Regions from separate parts of the Homo sapiens genome. Here region 1 is linked to region 2. A link is a contact called in ENCODE Hi-C or POLR2A ChIA-PET data. All regions are on one chromosome and are shown on one strand. Each heading gives the region's core, a stretch centred on a gene start or an enhancer-like site at or near the end of the contact. The rest is flanking DNA. Distances are from core to core; before and after follow the strand shown. Region 1 has its middle 60 kb from the start of LINC02793. Region 2 has its middle 33 kb from the start of MIR4425.

What was found. Hi-C counts contacts between places; a loop is a spot of excess contacts on that map. ChIA-PET counts read pairs that join two places held with the same protein, here RNA polymerase II (POLR2A). Pooled maps may share reads with other maps.
Region 1: a loop to region 2 is called in a pooled map, with 2.4 times the contacts of the local background. The contact joins two enhancer-like sites. A Hi-C loop is called at or near these places in 1 of 168 maps with a recorded cell type or tissue (endothelial cell of hepatic sinusoid) and 3 of 50 pooled maps. POLR2A ChIA-PET finds 5 or more read pairs at or near these places in 3 of 52 experiments (Panc1, activated naive CD8-positive, alpha-beta T cell and naive thymus-derived CD8-positive, alpha-beta T cell).

Annotation. Positions count from the first base shown.
Region 1 is chr1:25,097,494-25,104,213 of GRCh38, reverse strand. No RefSeq gene overlaps it. Among named protein-coding and RNA genes, the nearest start is that of LINC02793, 60 kb to the right of the region's middle. RefSeq lists a silencer at 750-819. Within about 2 kb of position 4,378, at least 4 of the 41 ENCODE cell types and tissues checked have a DNase peak (open chromatin) inside an H3K27ac peak, as active enhancers do.
Region 2 is chr1:24,987,738-24,993,959 of GRCh38, reverse strand. No RefSeq gene overlaps it. Among named protein-coding and RNA genes, the nearest start is that of MIR4425, 33 kb to the left of the region's middle. RefSeq lists an enhancer at 3,791-4,292 and a silencer at 5,715-5,774. Within about 2 kb of position 2,544, at least 3 of the 41 ENCODE cell types and tissues checked have a DNase peak (open chromatin) inside an H3K27ac peak, as active enhancers do.

The sequences.
Region 1 (6,720 bases), core at 3,129-5,628, 110 kb before region 2:
GCTGAGGCGTGGGCTTCTGCCTGCTGACCTGGGGGTGCTGAGAGACCCCGTAGAGAAGACTGGCTTGGATGAAGGGTAGATTCTGAGTTGGTTTTGCACTTGTTGAGACTGAGGATCTCTTGGGACATTTAAAAGATGTCAGACAATTCTGTCTTAATCTACACAGACACAGACACACACACACACACGCACACACACGCACAGAACTTAACACAAAACCAAGTCATTCCATTTTCTGCCAGGTTTTCCTAGGATAATGTGTTGGAGGGCTCTGAACCCCAGAAGCTTCACACCTAGAGCTCTTCAGATCTACCCTTGGTCATTGACATCCCAGCATGAATCAGTGACTCAGTCCTTCCAGGTTGGTTCCCTGCCTGAAGGCAGTTTCTACTGGGGTAAGCTGGGAACATGGTATCCAACATGCCCCATCATTGAGAAGCCCCTCATGCAGGGAGGGGGACCACCCTGGCTCATCTTGACGTCCCGTTCCCCGTGAGCAGAGAGCAGCTGGCCGTGGCTCTGGCTCCCAGGCCTGATGGCGAAGCCCCATCTGAACTCCCTAGAGTCCCCTCGGGGGTCTGGCCCTGGCTCCTATCCCTGCCTTTCAGCCTCAGGGCATGTGGGCCTGCGTCTGTCAGCAGCTCACTCCCAGCTTGCAGCGTGGCTTTACACTGTGCAGGGATCTGCTGACAACAGCCCACAGCCACATGTGGCTCTGACCTGAGGCCTGTGGCCTCTTGCTCCCCTCAGCCTGGGAGGGAAGTTGCTGAGCCCCAGCACTTCAGCGTTCCTGGCCCTGCCTGTACACGTGGGTTCTCAAGCAAGGCTGTCAGGCAGGGCTGGCCCCAGCTGGCACCATGGCCCAGCAGTGGACCTGCCAGCTCCCTCTCCCACTCCCTGTTCAAATAACCACATGTGGGCAGCTGCTGAGCTTCTCCAGCTTCCAGGGAGCAGGGAGCTGGGGTAGGGGGTAGAGGCAGCCCAGCTGGCTGTAATTATCCTAGAGGCCTCATGTGGGCTGCCTGCCCTTGGGGAGTGGGGATGCCCATTCGTCTTGGCTTCCTCTGTCCCTTCCCTGAGGGGTTTGGACCTGAAACTAGTGGAGGGGACCATAGAGAGGGGAGGAAGGAGAAGCCCACCATCCCCCCTCACTAGGTCTGAGGGGCCTGCATTCTGGGGTAGGCTCTGAAGTCTCCCTGATCAGAGAGTCTCAGGCTGTCCAGGCATGAACAGACCATGGAATTGGAAAATTTGAGGCTCAGAGAGGTTGTGACTTGCCTGGGGTCACCCAGCAGTGGAGGTGGCCTTCAACTCACGTCTTTCACCCCTGACTCCCTTTCTAGGACTCTCCTCGTGTCTCCCTTTCAAGCCCCTAATTTACTCATCTAATCAACAACTGTTAGTTGAGTGCCTGCTGAGTGCCCATGCAAGTGCTGGGGGCTAGGACACAGACAAAACCTCTGTGGGGGTGGGAGGGAGGACTTCCTTCAGGTGGTGGAGGAAGGCTTCTCAGCAGAGACGACATTTGAGGAAAAACAGGATGGACTCAGTCATGCGAAGATCTGGGGACAGGAGGTTCCACAAAAGGCCACAGCAAGTGCAAGAGCCCTGAGGTTGGAACGAGGCCATCCGTTATGGCTGGAGCAGAGTGAATGGGGGGCAAGGGTGGGGAGATGACATCAGAGAGATGGGTAGAGGCCAAATGAGGCAGATCTTGGTAAAGAGATGTCGAGAAGATGCCAGAGAGTTTGAACTGGGGCCCTCTAACTCCTTAGCTCCAGGCAGAACTCACCCCCCGTCCCCCACCCCGCGGCAAGTGGGTGAAGCCCTTGGAGAACGCAAGGACTCCAAGCCCAGGGCAGTTTCTTTCCTATCTGATTCTTTTGGGGGACAGAGTCTTGCTCTGTCGCCCAGGCTGAAGTGCAATAGCGTGATCTCAGCTCGCTGCAATCTCCACCTCCCAGGTTCAAGCAATTCTCCTGCCTCAGCCTCCTGAGCAGCTGGAATTACAGGTGTGTGCCACCATGCCTGGCTAATTTTTGTATTTTTAGTAGAGACAGGGTTTCACCATGTTGGCCAGGCTGGTGTCAAACTCCTGACCTCATGATCCACCCACCTCGGCCTCCCATAGTGCTGGGATTACAGGCGTGAGCCACTGTGCCTGTCCTGTCCCACCTGTTAGAGAAGAGGAAGGCAACCTGGTGTGTCAATGAGCCCAGAGCTGGGAGTATGGGGACCCGAGTTCTGGTTTGAGTGGTGTGTGAGACCTTGAACTGATCCCCTCTCCTCACTTGGCCTCAATCCTATCAGCTGTGGAGTGAGAGAATTGGAACAGAGGGCCCTCAGTTCTGCGGATGACACAGGAAGGAGAGGGGAGGAGGATAAAACAAAGCTCAAAGAGACTAAATGATACTCACGTGCATGGTGTCTGGCGGGGCTTGCAGCCGACTGCATCCAAAGCCACCCCAGGAGGTCATCATGATGAGGAAGTTTGGGTCTGTTTACTACGAGGTCAATGGCTGGCATCGTTCTCTGCTCAATTTTCACAGTTCCTTAGGGCTGAGAATGGACAGTCCTTTGCAGTACCAGCCAACGGACAGCAGAGGGCGCCAACTCAATGGTCAGGGATCCTGGAAGGAGGAAGTAGTTGGTCTGGAGTTTGCACAGGATGGTTGGTGGCTACCAAAGATTTCCCTTTCATAATAACCGGTGACAGCTGGTGTGTATCCATGTAGATTCATTGAACGAAGATTGACTATGGCTACTCTGCTGAGCATTGTTCTAGGTTTCAGGGAAACAGGGAATAATATAGGTCAGCAATGGCAAATGGCTTTTATATTTTTAAAAAATCAATTAATTAATTTTAATAACTTTTATCTTGAAGGTTTGCTTGCATTGGAGAACTATGCTTGGAAATTAGCGTTAAGAAAATTCTGAGGCTGCTTCCTGGCTCAGGGAGATAGGATAATGTGATTGATTAATCATGTCTGTCAGGGGGAGGTTGAGGAGGGGGCAGTGTGAGTGTCACTTCTCTAATGCAACCTTATTATGGGACAAGTGGGTAAATAAAGATGCAGAGATAGCAAGTTTATTTATATAGGGTCATGCTACTGGTAAGTGTTGGAGTTAGGACAATTGTGCAGTTTTCTAGTCATGTCTTTGGGCCTGAAGGAATGCATCTCCAGGCCTGCAGGGACTCTCTGGACAATGGTGCCATCACCAATGACCATTTTGGTAACCAGAATGCTTCCTGGTGGGGGAGGGCCTTTGATGTGGAGCCAACTGGGGTGGTGCTATGGTTTTGGGTGCTATGAAGGCCAAGCTGGTGGCCAGTGGGGGCAGGCTAGGCCATTCCAGAACCCAGAACCCATAGTTGGGACCAAACAGCTCAAAGCCAAGCAGTGGCAGAATTCAGGCTTGTCCCAGGCCACTGGACTGGGGAGTCCACGTTCGTTTTATGACCTCCACCCCACTTTGTGAGTTCCCACTGGCTTTGGATGGAGAAAGATGCGCTATGCCAGGCCCTGTGTGGGGACAGGGAGGTGCCTGAGCTAGAGTTCCTGTGTAAGGCATTTCCTGCCTATTGATGGGGACAGGTGTGGGGACAGCTTAACCCACACAAGGCAGAAGGGAGAGCTCCGCAGGACACCAGCAGAAAGGGGGAGATGGGAGGGGCAGTTACTTCTCTCTGGGGATGCCTGGGGAGGTGTCATGAAGGAAGTGCCTAAATATTTTTCTCTCATTACAAAAATAACTGTGTTTACTGCAGACAACTTTTTTTCAGAAAAAAAAATAAAATGATAAAAAGCCTCGAATCGATGTCATTACACAGAGACAGTGACTGATAGTATCTTTTTTTTCTTTTTTTGAGACATTGTCTTGCTCTGTCGCCCAGGCTGGAGTGCAGTGGTGTGACCTCAGCTCACTGCCACCTCCACCTCCCTGGTTAAAGCGATTCTCCTGCCTCAGCCTCCAGAGTAGCTGGGACTACAGGCGTGTGCCACCACACCCAGCTAATTTTTATATTTTTAGTAGAGACAGGGTTTCACCATGTTGACCAGGCTGGTCTTTAATTCCTGATCTCAGGTGATCCATCTGCCTCAGTTTCCCAAAGTACTGGGATTACAGGTGTGAGTCACTGTGCCCCACCAGTATCTTAATCATTTATTTACACATAACCACAATGATATCAGGTTGCATATATTTTTGAATTTTCTTTATTACTTAATGTAGTGGCTCTCAAAGTGTGACCCTTGACAGCAACATCCGTATCACCCGGGAGCTTGTCAGAAGTGCAAATTCTTGCTTTCCCTCTCAACCCCAAACCTCAGAGACTCTGGGGGTGGGGTCCAGTGGTCTGTGTTTTAACAAACCCTCCAGATTGTTCTGCTGCTCTGCAAATTCGTGAACCACTGACTTAGTGTATTATAAACAACTTCCCACTCTCTGACTGTCTTATGTTTAATGTGTGATCTTTTGTTGTACTGACCTGATGAATTCTGCTAAAGCAATGCTGTGGTGAACATCTTGGGTGCACGTATGTCCCTGTGCACACCGGGGCTTGTTTTGTGAGGTGCCCTTTGAGCTGAGCTAGTGACAGGAGGCAGGGGGTGGCTGCATGCAGAGAGAGGAGGGGAAGAGGCTGTGACCGCAGCTGTCTCTGACCTGGGACTGCGTGCAGACAGGAGGGACCAGAGCTCTTCTTCCCCATCACGCCCTCCCTGGAGTGGCTCTGGCAGAGCAGGAAGCAGGTGGTGAATGTGTCAACAGCAACTAGAAGCGACTTGGGCTAAAGGAGTCCAGATCTCTCGAGGCCGATGGTCAGTGCTGTCTGGTCAGCAAAGGGGAAGCTGCACTCTGCCAGGAGAAGACAGAGAAGAAAGAAGCAGCCAAAAACACGCTGCGGTGCCTTGTCCCTGCTGGCCTCAGCTTTGGTTTGTGATTGTTTTCTTGTATTTCTCCCTGCTTCCCCTCGCCTTGTGTATGGAGAAAAGATGGACTCTTTGGTCTGAGAATGCTCAACTCTGTGAGCCTTGATGTGAAATGCTGTCATTAATCCACCAGCTTTTGTCCTGTTTCCTGACATAGGCACCAGATTTCAAATTTGGGTCTCCATAGGTCCTCCCTGGACCCGTCAATTTCAGTGGCTCTACCCCAAAACACCCCAGCCCAGCCCCTTCAGAGAAGTCTCAAGACCTTGCTATCACTTTTTCTCTTGGCTCAGCTCCTGGGATTAGGCACGTGCAGATAGATCATTGTGGAAATGAGGGGGCAGCTCCCACCAGCTCACTAATTGGGATGATGAGTGAATAGGCAAGGAATGATCATGTGCTGAGGCCAACCGCTCTGCCCACTCAACCCCAATGGAGGGGAAGAGGCCGATGTTCTTACAGCCAGGAGCCAGTCTTAGCTGAGCCCAGGGCACTGCAGAGGGGCTGCACTTTTGGGTGGGAACTGCCCTGAAGCCCAAGGTGAAGCCAGCCCCTGCCTGTGACTGGGAAGAGCTGGCTGGGGCCCTGCTCAGGTGCAGCCCAGACTTGGGCACTGCTCCTGCCAGTCCACGGCTCAGCAACTTGCTGGGGCTCCACAGGCCCATTAAAGTGCTCACCTGGGGTGGAAGCCCACCTTTCTATGGCCCCAGATCTCTTCAGCTGTATCCCTTAGAAGAGTGCCTGATAAATATTGGTACAACGAATGAATGAATGAAGATGTCCCCCTCCAGCTAGGCAGCTAGATCTTGTATTACCCTTGAAATGCAGGTTATGTGTTTCTGCCACCTTCTTCTCTACTTATCCAAATTCTGCTAGTGCCTCAGCGCCTGGTCTACAGTACGTACTCAGTGTATGTGTGTTGATGTCCTCCTGTGGCTATGTGGCTCCGTGTCTACCTGTGCCCTGAGCTGTGTGTGTGTGTGTGTGTGTGTGTGTGTGTGTGTGTGTTGGAGTTGGGGTTTCTCTGTACTCCCTACAGAGCCCAGAGTTGTGCCAGGCTCAAACCAGGTCCAGACAAGGCAGCAGGAGAGTGACAGTCCTGCCACAGCCCACTCCTGATAGGGCTGAAGCAGTCTGTAAGTCCCAGATCCCTCCCCATTTGAGTTGGGAAGAGAATGTTCTTTGTTGGGTTGTCCACATTTATCACCAAATTTTACTCACCCTGATTCCAGAAAGGATGATGATGTGCTGATGCTAGAAACAGTGATTCAAGGCTAGAAGAACAAGAGCAGGAAATGGAACCAGGATGGTGGTACCAGAAAATCGGGCTGTGCCCAAACGTGTCTCTGAGCTGCTCCTTCACCAAGAGACCCACAGGATCACTGGCTTTTGGGTTTGGACAGGTACCTTCATGGTCCCCTGTGGAGCATGTGACAGAGGACATAGCCTATCGTTGAACCACAGGAACCAGATTCCAAGCCCAGCTCTTCTCTTTGTAGAACCTTGGACACATTTCCTTAAATTTGGGAAAAATCTCAAGCCATTATGTCTTAACATTTCTTTCCTGTCCCACTCTCGCTCACCTCTCCTTCTGAGACTCCAATCACACATACGTTAGACATTGTGATCTTGTCCCAAAGGTTCCTGAGGCTCTGTTCACCTTTCTTCAATTTTTGTTTGTCTCTTGGTTCTTCACATTGGGTAATTTCCATTGATTTGCCTTCAGGTTCACTGACCCTTTCTTCTTCCATCTCCAATCTGCTTGTTAAGCCCATCTAGTGATTTATTT
Region 2 (6,222 bases), core at 1,295-3,794:
CACTGCCTAGGGATGCCCACGCCCAGATGCTCACTATCAAGCGGGGACTGTTCTAGCCCATGTCACCGGTGAGAACACCAGGGCAGCATAGGAGGTTAAAACGCCTTAATCATGATGTCTTGGAGCAAAATGTATGGCAAGTGTCCCCATCAGAGGCCTCCTTGAATTTAACTGAGAATTATTACATGTTCTCCTGCTGAATGGCTATTAGAATCGTTTGAATAACTGATAATAATAATAGCTGACATTGATTAAGCACTTACTATGTGCTAGGCATTGTCCTAAGCACGTTTCATCTATTAACTCATTTAATTCGTGCAATACTCCTATGTGGTAGGTCCTATTATAAACTCTGTCTTATAGATTAGGAAACTAAGGCACAAATAGGTTAACTCATCTAAGACCCCACAGCTAATGATTGGAAGTTTCCATCAAGAGAAATTCAATTCATCACGGTTTTGCCATATAATGGGAGAAGACCTCAGTTAGCATTTATAGGGAACGCTTCCCTTTCTTCTGCCTCTCCACCCGCTCCCTGCTGGTCTAAGGTTATCTCAATACTGCCTACTTACCAGGCGTTCTGCTAGGTGTGTTATCTACATGTAGTCCCCCTGGCAAGACCCCCAAGTCGGCTTCATCATCCCCATTTCACAGATGAGGAAACTGAGGCTCACAGAGGCACAGTGACTTGCCCCAGCTAATACCCACAGCAGGAGGAGGTGGAGCAGGGCCTGGACTTAGGGGCTGGGAGGGGGGTGGGGGACCTCTGGCCCTGCGGTGAGGACCTGGATAAATGGGGCGCGACTGTGGTGTGTGGTAGAACATTCTGTGCCCGTCCCAGCTCTCTCCCCAGCACACGTCTGGAAAACTCATCCCCAGGGAGGGCAGGAGTGGCCTGGGCATCCCGGAGGGCTGCACTGCCGGAGACTGGATTCCAGGTGACCTTGGCATCGGCTCCTTTAGGACCACAGCCTGACCCTTGTTTTGCTCAGAAAGCCCACACACCATTTCACACAGGAAATTCAACCTGGCCTTCTCACGTCCTGTTCTCAAGAAGAGAGGAAAAAAACCTGTAAATTCAGTCTCTGTGTTGTTTTTTAAACAGACTTTGAAATGTTTCCTGAGAGGGAGGAAGAGTTCACGAAAAGAAACGATAGAGAAACCTGCAGATAGAAATGGGAGGGAAAACACAGCACGAGGATGAAGAACCAGAAGAAGGAGAGACCTAGCAGAGAGGGCATCTAAGATGGAGACCTGGTGCAGGGAAGCTTCGGAAGTAGCCGAGAAGTTGCTGCAGAGGCAGAGGGACGGGGAGCCAGCAAGATACAGAGCAGCACAGGAACGCTTGAGGCTGGTGGAGGTCCCCACCCCACCTCCATCCCCGGCACCTCCCTCTGTCCAGCAGCAGCAACATCGCAGCAACATCATCCAGTCCTTCCACCCCCCACCTCTTCCAGGACGGTGGGAAGAAGCCTCGCTATGGGGTCAGACAGACTATCAGTGGCGTGCTGGACATGGCTGGCCTGGGCTGCTACCAGCTTGTACGAGGCAATTGTGAAATATTTGGGAATTTTACAGGCCCGTGTTGGTAGCTTGAAAATGGCCTTGGTGGGGAGTATTTACACCACAGGAATTGGCAAACACTACAAATTGGGGCTTTTGTTTTGTTTTGTTTTGTTTTTGAGAGCCAGTTTACCACTAGCATACCATTCATTGCCTAGGGCCTGGGGTACAATTCCAGCCATGTCTCTGAACAGCTGTGTGACCTTGATCTTGTCATTCCACCTCTTTGAGCCTCAGTTTCTTCACCTGTGCAATTAGAAGACCAATACTCATCTCACAGGGCTTTAGCGAAAATAAATTCCGAGTGTGTACGGAGCATCCACACACAGCAGGCACTCAACCACTGTCCCCTTCTTCTCTGGAGAACTCACAAGCCTGTCCTCTTCCACCCTTCTCACTTCCTTTTTATGCCTGAGGTTCTCCTGCTCGAGAATAATGGAGCTGAGCCTTGCACTATTTCAGTAGGAAAATGCTGATCATCCTGAGAGCGGAGGACACTGGTATGTTTACAAGGCCTTTAGTCTTCTTAAGTCAGCAGCCGTTAAGCCCTTGTAGGCACAGCATGCCAGGGAGGGCACAGGAGGGGAGGAGGAGGCAGGAGCAAAAGAGACGACTAAGACATGTTTCCTGGAATCACAGGACAGGGAGATGAGGTGGCACATCCAGAAATGACTGGTGCTGAGAAATAAATCACAGCGGACTTTGAAAATGGGATTCAGGGGATGCTCCCAAGGAAGGTAACATTCGAACTGGATTGTCCTCCCTGCCCTTCTCTCCCCTCCCTCCGTCTCTCACCTCTCTCTTTCATCATTCAATTATAATGTATTCATTCATCATTCATTCATTCAGCCAATATTTCCTGCTCACCTGCCCAAACTAAGAGATGAGGACACAGAACATGTGTTTCCCCTGCCCTCTAGGAGCTCACGGTGAGAGGAGACACAGGCCCGCAAGCAGCCAATTCCAGTGCAGGGCTGCCCCCTTTGCAGGCTGGCAGGATTGCAATACATGGAGATGCTAAAGAGGGCATTCCAGGGAGAGGAGATGGCATGAGCAAGGGCCCAGGGGTTGGACTGGGCAGGGCATATTCAGAAGGAGTGAGGAGGCTGAGTGGCTGGAGGGGAGGGTGGGATCCAGAGCCCAAGCTGGAAAAGGGAAGTCAGATCCCTGAATGCCTGGGGCAGGACATTGTTACCTCACCCAGCAGGGTGACTTCCATGGACTGGCAGAAGAGAGAGAGGACATAGAGGAGGAGGAACCTGAAGTCCGTGCTCCCTGACACCACAGTTGTCTTCAGGCAGCCGCTTGTCTATATACCCACCCTATTCTGCAGAGCTGGGTAGCTGCCACCCTCCGCAATGGCTGTCTGTGGTTTGGACACCCCCAGCTCCCTCTCTTCCCTCCTTCAAAAACAACATCTGGATTTTCTTGTGAGGAGCCGCCCCTCCCCGTGTTCCCTCCTTGTGGTGTGGGAGAGAGCTGACCCCGCCTCAAGTTCCAGGGGAGGGCTCATGACCCAGGCTACCCAGTGACAGTCAATCCTGGGGCCATGACTGCATTGTCAGCCAAGAGGTGTTCTCTTTCACAGAGGGTGGAAGCTGATGGGATGAAAGCCAAGTTGATGGTGACCCTTTATGACAAAGGGTCAGAAAAGCCTACGCGAGAAGCAGCTAAAGCAGAGAAAATCAGACTGGAATGAGGGGCAGAGGGAGTTTCTGATGGTATCATTTGAGCTCCCGGATCCATCTGTGCCTGAAGCAGGCCCTATTCCTGGAATTTTCAGTTCTATGAACCAGTATAATATTCCTATTGCCTGTTTATTTTGCTTTGTTTTGTAAGAGCCAGCTTGACAGTCTCTTCGTCTGTCACTTGCCACTTATCCTGACACAGCGGCTCCCCTAGTCCTTGCTAATGTCCGGCATCTCTTTCAGACTCAGCCCTGGGCTCACTGCGTGGACCTGAAGAAGCCGCTTAACCTCTGTGAGGCTCTGTTTCTCAGCTGTAAAGTGGGTGTGACCATCCCCGCCAACCCCGTAGGATCACCAACTAGCGGATGCGACCGTGCTGGTGAGGGGGTTAGTCGGGCAACTCCACAGAGCTGGGACTTGAAATGGAGCCTGTGTTTAAGTGGTTTCGATCATTGACCCCTCCCTCCGCTGTGTCTGTAGCCCACCTCCCCTCCTTTGACCTCCAGGCTCATCTCCAACCGTGCCCTGTGTCTCCACTTGCACCTCAAACACCTCATGCCCAAAAGAAAATTCTTGACTGTTCTCCCCCGAGCCTGCCTCCCACAGTCTTCCCTCCTCAGGTAGTGGGCACTTCATCCTTCCCCGTGCTCAAACTGAAACCTCCCTACAGCCTTGCCACCCACCAGCCTCTGCCCCGGTCCCCGCAGTCAGGAAGTCCTGCTGCTTCCACCTTCAAGGTACAACTCCCATTTCTCCCCACCTCCAGTGCTTCCTCCCTGGCCAGCCCCCATCACCTCCAGCTCGTGTTACTGGGGGAGCCTCCTAGGATCTCCCTGCTTCCACACATGTTCCCTACAGTCTAGTCTCAACAGTAGCCAGGTGGTCCACCTGGATCACCTGATCAGGAGTCTGATGAGGTCACCCCTCTGCTAAAAACCCTCCAATGGCTCCCACTACCATGGGAAAAAAAAAGAAAAAAAGCCAGGCTGGGCACAGTTGCTCATGCCTGTAATCCAAGCACTTTGGGATGCTGAGGCAGGCGGATCACTTGAGCCCAAAAGTTCGAGACCAGCCTGGGCAACACAGTGAAACCCCATCTCTACTAAAAAAAAAAAAAAAAAAAAAATTAGCCAGGCATGGTGGCTCATGCCGGTAGTCCCAGTTACTCGGAGGCTGAGGCAGGAGGATGCCCTGAGCCTTGGAAGTCGAGGCTGCAGCGAGCTGACATCCTGCCACTGCACTCCAGCCTGGGCAATGGGAGTGAGACCGTGTTTGGAAAGAAAAGGAAAAAACAAGAAGAACTCCTCACAATGGGCTTCATTCAGGCCCTGCACACCCTGGCCTCTGTTTCTCTCCAACTCCTCTCCTCCCACCCTTCCCCTCTGCTGCCTCCTTGCTATTCCCAGAACTTGCCAAGCCTGTTCCCACCTCAGGGCCTTTGCACGTGCTCTTCCTCTGCCTGGAATGTCCTTCCTCCAGATGACAGCAGAGTCCATGCACTCATTTCATTCAGGCCTCTGCTCAAGGGTCCCTTCATCCAAGAGACCTTTCCTGACACCTCTGTGCCTTTCAATCCTCTTATCCTGAATATTGTTTCCTTTTTAATGCTCTCTGCCATCTGACATATTCCATTTTTGTTTGCTTCTTGTGGTTTATTATCTTTCTCTGACTCCCCCACCAGTGTTGCTCTGTGAAGGCAGGGTCTTTTTGGCACCAAGCCTACAGGTGCCCGAAGTGGCTACATAGCAGGGCTGGCTAAGGTGCCACAGGCTGGTCTCATTCATTCATTCCACAAACATTCACTGAGCATATGGACTGAGTGTTGTTCTAGGTTGCAGAGGACACAACAGTGAACAAGGCAGACAAAGACCCTGGCCGCCAGGAGGCTTTCATTTGAGTGTAACAAGATAGGATGTCAGAGGGACACCAGGACAAGTGCTGGACTTGCGTCCAAAGCACAGCAGGAAGAGGCTGGGCTGAGCTGTGGTGTGTGGGGCAGGAGTCAGCACTTAGAGGGGCATCGACTGGGTGACACGGCTGCGAAAATTGACTTTGGGATTCTCGACTGCATTACTAAAAGAAGGGCACCCAGAAAAAGGAGGTAAGCATTCCCTTTAGCTCACACACCTGCACCCAGTGCCCAGCAATAGGGAAATAGAGAAATTTTGGCTCAGGAGTAGACTTCTGTGTGTGTGTCTGCCGTCCATTTTCACTTCTTCTGTGAACAGCACCTTTATTCTCCTTTGGGGAACTCCCCCAGCAAACACACACATACTTTCAATGCATGTGATTCGGGTAGAATGATACTCCACCCAAGCTTGAGCTCCACCATCTCTTGAGCTCACTCCGCAGCTCAAGAGATGAGCACATGACCCAGGCCTGGCCAATCAGCACTGGATCCTATATCTAATCATCGGTTTAAGTGAGAGCACATGACCCAAGCCCAGCCAATGATAATCAGTCCTGAGACTTTGCCTAGAAGGATAGAGAGGGGAAGCTCTTTCCCTTGGAATTGTTAAACTGATAAAATACAAAGCTTTAGTTGCTGAGGGCCACTAAGGGGAGAGGCCTGCCTGAAAGTGAGGCTAAGACAGAGTAGAGCACTGTGGAGAGCTGAGAGGGAGAATAAGAGGATCTGAGTCCTAATCGTGTTGTTTGAGCTTCTGGATGCAGCCATGCCTGAAGTCATCTGCCCCTGAAATTTTCAGTTGTATGAGCCAATGATTAAGCCAGTTTGCAGGGAATTTCCATAATACAGAACTACAGGAATCCTGATCATTATAATTCAGTTGTGGGTATCCCACTTTGGGAAGCTTTGATCTACTGGACCATTAGCAGAAGAAGGGTTTCAGGGTAGCAGGATGTTCTCAAAATCATGGCATTTGAGGAACAGTTGAGGGCAGGGTACCTGATGGCAAAGAACATGGGCTTTGGAGTCAGAGCTGGCCTCCTGCTCAGCCTTGTATTAGTC